Regions from separate parts of the Homo sapiens genome. Here region 2 is linked to region 1. A link is a loop called in an ENCODE intact Hi-C map of the cell type or tissue named here. Cell type or tissue: Caco-2. All regions are shown on one strand.

Region 1 (2,500 bases):
TGTCCAGGCTGGTCGTGAACTCCTGGGCTCAAGCGATCCTCCTATCTCAGCCTCCCAAAGTGGTGAGATTACAGGCCTGAGCCACCGCGCCTAGCCTTACTTTGTCATTTTAAAGTCACTTGGTGATAACTGCAAGGGAGAAGACCCCAAGTTTTAGTGAATCCTCCATCTAGCTTTGAATTCTCACTTCAAACAAGGAAATATTCCCAAGGAAATACAAGGAAATACTCACATAACCATGTTTCAGAATAATCAACCACCCCAAACCTGCCTGTTTTCCCAATACCTTCTCCAAGCTCTGCCCATCTCAGCTAAGGCCCCATGCTTCCCATTTTAACACCTCAGCCAGGGCATGGCTGAAAAGCTCCTGTCAGCTCCTATGAGATTTCCCGTCTGACTTAATAAAGCAGGCTCCCAGGCAGAGGGGTCATGAGGGGCCCAACAGAGAGGTGCGAGGTGGGTCCCCGGCTCTCCCCAGGTGCTTCCTACCCCCAGAAGCCTGGCAGGAACCCAGCCACTGGAGCTCAGAGAGCCAAGGCACATGCAGCCTGGAAGGCCCCAGTGCTTACCTGCAGGGTCAGGTAGAGCCCGTGGGGGCTTCCGGGGCCAGCCCAGTCCACGCTAAGGGCTCGGCACTGAGCTAGGGCTGGGCGAGCTGCACTTCGGGCACTGGAGTCCTCGTCACCGCAGACTGGGGTATCTTTTCCACGCCCTGTCCCAGGACAGAGAGATAGGTGAGACACTCCGACCACTGGCCAAAGACTGCTAGCCATGGACCACTGGCCAGGGCCGCAGCTGAGCTCAGCTTTCACACATCCCTGGCTGGTCCAGATGTGGCCAGGAGGGGCTCACACACCCAAAAAACGCCTGCCCTGCAGAGGGGAAGGCCTGGCTCGGGGCAGTGGCTACGCTCCTTCCTTACCAAAAGCCGCCCAAAGATTCTCTTCTGGAAGGGGCCCAATACCCCACCGGAGGCTCCCCTATCCCCACAGTGGCTTTTGGGGCAGGCATCTGCTCAGCAGGGAAGTGGAAGGAAGCCATTGCCAGCCAGCCTGCATGAAGCTTTGAGGACTTGCACAGGGGCTATGGCTTTATTACCCCGGCTGCCTCTAGGTGGCAATTTCTTCCCTGACTTCATTAAGACAAAATCCAAACCAGGTGGCCCAGCCTCCGTTGCCTCCCCAAGCGTATTCAGAACCAGCTAACGTGCATCCCCTTGTGCCTCTGACACACCGCCTCCCTCACCCATGGGAGAGAGGGCGGGCTGTGGCAGCAATGCCCCAGCCACCCACCTCCACCTGCAGGGCTGAACAGGGTGGGATGGGGGCCAGCCTCACGAGTCATGAGGCACACTGCAGAGCCACTACCCTGGGGCGTAACAATATCCCGAGTGCCAGCCACTGGGCCAAGTGCTTTTCAGGCCTTACACACATTCTGTTTTTTTGGGCTTTTTTGTTTTTTTTTTTTTTTTTTTTTTTTTTTGAGACAGGGCCTCTCTCTGTTGCCCAGGCTGGAGTGCAGTGGTGCGATCTTGGCTCACTGCAACCTCCACCTCCCGGGTTCAAGCAATTCTTATACCTCAGCCTCCCGAGTAGCTGGGATTACAGGTGCGCACCACCAGCCCAACTAATTTTTGTATTTTTAGCAGACACAGAGTTTCACCATGTTGGCCAGGCTGGTCTTGAACTCCTAACCTCAAGTGATCTGCCCGCCTTGGCCTCCCAAAGTGCTAGGATTACAGGCGTGAGCCACAGCACCCAGCCTTTACACACCTTCTTGGTCCTCAGTTTGCTTGTCAATAAAATGGGGACAACTTCACAGCCCTGTGATAAGGATCAAATGGGATGAAATACACGTGGTGCCCATGTAGTGCCAGGCACACAGAAAGGGCCCACAGTACAGGCCAATAGGACTACAGTAGCCATCAGCTCCTCAAAACTCCCCAGGGAGGTGGGGGGCATTCTCCCCACCTGACAGGCAAAGAACCGGAAGCCTGGAAGGGTTAACAATGTGCCCAGGGTCACAGGGAGCCAGGATTCAAATCCCATGTGCTAATCAACCCTCTGCCAGCCAATTCTCAGGGTGGCAATATGGGGGTTGGTCGGGGGACTCAGAGGGGCCTGGGGCAGCTGAGCTGGCTGAGGCCCAGTGGCAGGCACGGCGCTTGCATTTCACACACAGGATTTCATCTGACCTTTGTCTTAAATTTTTTAAGTGGATAAAAGTCTGTATGGTCATATAATCTTCATAATACCCAATTTTTTCCTTCAGGTTAGAAAGCTGAGATAACACAATATTTCAAAGACCTATATGCATGCACACACACACACAGACACACACGACTAGAAGGCACTACATAAAATGTTCAGTGACTAACTTGTGATTTTTATTTCCTTTTTGATATTTTTCTATGTGTTTTAAGTTTTCTAAGGGAAAATGCTTTTGTTTTACCGGAAAAGCAATACTCATTCATATTACATTTGTAATACTTAGGACAACC
Region 2 (2,500 bases), 190 kb after region 1:
CCTGTGTGGGGCGTGGGCAGGGCGTCCGTGCTCCCCCGACTCACCGCGCCCCTATCCCTGCTGCCCGCCTCAGTACTGCCTCAGCCAGAACCCCAGCCTGGACCGCTACGGACAGAAGCCCCTGCCTTTCGACTCCCTGTAAGTGACGCCACGCGCCCGGGGACCCCATATCTGGAGGAGGGAGGATGAGGTCTGGGCCGCTTTCCTAGCGCACAGGCAATGCCCCTTGAAAACGTGAGAACTGGGAAAAATTGGCTCCAATACACCAGAAACAAATTGCAATTTCAAATGAATACATGTGTAATTCCTACTAAACGGAGCACCTTGCCCTCCCTGACAACTCCACCCTTGCGGAGTGGAGGCGTTCGCATTGGGTGAAGGCGCCCTGGAACCCTTCAGGAGGGATGGCGGGGAGAGGGGGTGGCTCCCGAGGTCGAGTGAGGCGCCCAGAGAGGGTCGCCCCTTCCCATCTCGTGCTCACCCGCCCCGTTCTTTCCCAGGAACACTTTCCGAAGCTTCGGCTCCAGCTACAGGTAGGGGAACGGTCCTGTCCCGCCCCACAGCCAACCACGTTCTCATCCGACTGCTGGGGACAGCCTCGGGGCTCCCTGACTCTGAAACCCCCCTGCCCCAGCGAGGCCTGGCGAGGAGGAGGGGCCCTCCTGGGAGGGCGCGAGCTGCTTCGCTCTGGAGAGATCCGCCCCTGGCAAATGTGCAGCCCACTGGGGTGGGGGTGGACGCGGGAGGGGGTCCACATCCCACCAGGTTTGACTGGAGGAGGCCAAAAGGATAGGGCGAGGATGTTAACTAGAAGGAGAGAAAACAGACAAATAAGAAACACAAGGGAGAGAGCCGAGAATCTGCCTTTTAGGGTGCGGAGAGGCCCTAAGGGAGGGGGCTAAGTGGTCTTCCCGGCAGGGTCGCCCCACAAGTAAAGAGATAAGATAAGAACAAGAGTTCTTATCTCCAAGATAAGCACCTCTTGCAAGAGGTTGCAGGATACTCAAACATTTTCATAACTAAGCCATCTCTCACCCTCCCGGCCCCACTTTGTACACTCCAGCCAGACTAGACTCCCCCGAAACCCAGCAGACCAAGCACTCTTCACACCTTTGCCTGTGCTGTTTCAGCGCCTAGATGGCCCTTCCTCCTCTGCCTGGAAAACTCCTTCGTGCCATTATTATTATTATTATTATTATTATTGAGACGGAGTCTCACTCTGTCGCCCAGGCTAGAGTGCAATGGCCTGATCTCAGCTCACTGCAACCTCCGCCTCCCGGGTTCAAGCAATTCTCCTGCCTCAGCTTTCTGAGTAGCTGGGATTACAGGTGCGCATGACCAAGCTTGGCTAATTTTTGTATTTTTAGTAGAGATGAGGTTTCACCATGATGGTCAGGCTGGTCTCGAACTCCTGACCTTATGATCCACCCACCTCAGCCTCCCAAAGTATTGGGATTACAGGCGTGAGCTACAGTGCCCGGCCTCCTTCATGCTCTTCAAAGCCCAGCCCAGATGTGCCATCCTCCTTGAAGTCTTCCCCCACCCTCTGCCTCTCCCCACCGGCTCACACTCCCTCCCATTGGTCACTACCTTTGTGTCCCTGAGTATCGAGTGCAATACTCAGACTATTGCACTGTCATTATTGACAGAAACCAGCCTTCCCGTCTCCCACACGGGGAAACGTTTCTGGGTTTTGCTACCATATGATGCCTAACAGAGTAGGTTCACTAAATGATTGAAAAATGGGTGAAGCTGTTCATAGTTAGGTATCAATGGGAGAGAAGGATGAGGCACAGTCAAAGGAGGGAGGTTAGCTTGAAAGCTAAGGAGGACAGCTGAAAATACAGAAAACAGGGAGCCACTGAAGTCTCCTGAGCCACATAGAGGCTGGCTGGAAGCTGTGTTTTCAGATCCTAGAGGGGAAAAGCCTGATTTTTCCCCTAGGACACCCTGGAAACCCCCACCTCACCCCTACTTCTCTCCACAGTCGTGTCAACTACCTGACCCCCTGGCATTAATCTCTGGAAAGGAGGCTGACTCCCAGGCTGCCGGACGGTGCCACCTCAGGTCCCCTGGCCAGACAGAGGACTTATGGTGGCACCAGCCATCTCCCCAGGAGTTCAGCCTAACTAGAAATAAACCTAATGCTCCCTTAGAGACACACGCAATTGTCTCTGTCTGTGTGTGTTGCACAGCCTGGGAGAGGGTCAGGGCCACAGGATGACAGTATCTTACCCTTGCCCGTCCCCGGCCAACTCCTGGAGGACTGGTGGGGGGTTGGAGAAAAATGTCTGGTGACCTGGTTTGAGAGTCAGGGTGTAAGCCGCAAGGTCCAGCCAGAATTGAGATCCAAGAGCAAGAGATGTGCTCCAGCCCCTTGCCTGCAGCCCCACACCCAAGCCCCCTCCATTTCAGATCCTGAATTTGAGCCCTAAGAAGAAAGGGAGAGGGCTAGAAAGCTATTTTTAGGTGCCTTTTTGAAGCTCTTGTCATACTGGTG

What was found. Peaks named below come from ENCODE experiments on the same cell type or tissue, not always from the same donor. Only the 100,000 strongest peaks of a DNase experiment are listed, where the experiment ranks them.
Region 2: it touches region 1 in a loop (2.5-fold over the local background); 6 of 110 quality-filtered maps call a loop at or near these places.

What each region holds. Positions count from the first base shown.
Region 1 is chr16:57,794,430-57,796,929 of GRCh38, forward strand. It overlaps KIFC3 (kinesin family member C3), which reads right to left. Exons shown (of 20, transcript NM_001130100.2): 3 at 570-712. Among named protein-coding and RNA genes, the nearest start is that of KIFC3, 6.8 kb to the right of the region's middle. RefSeq lists enhancers at 185-1,003, 1,004-1,820. In Caco-2, a CTCF peak has its summit at 1,101 (motif pointing right); a DNase peak (open chromatin) is centred at 1,132.
Region 2 is chr16:57,985,409-57,987,908 of GRCh38, forward strand. SPMIP8 (sperm microtubule inner protein 8) reads left to right here. Exons shown (of 8, transcript NM_199456.3): 6 at 74-138; 7 at 501-533; 8 at 1,988-2,500. The coding sequence ends at 2,018. Among named protein-coding and RNA genes, the nearest start is that of SPMIP8, 10 kb to the left of the region's middle. In Caco-2, no CTCF peak of the experiment used is centred here; a DNase peak (open chromatin) is centred at 1,003.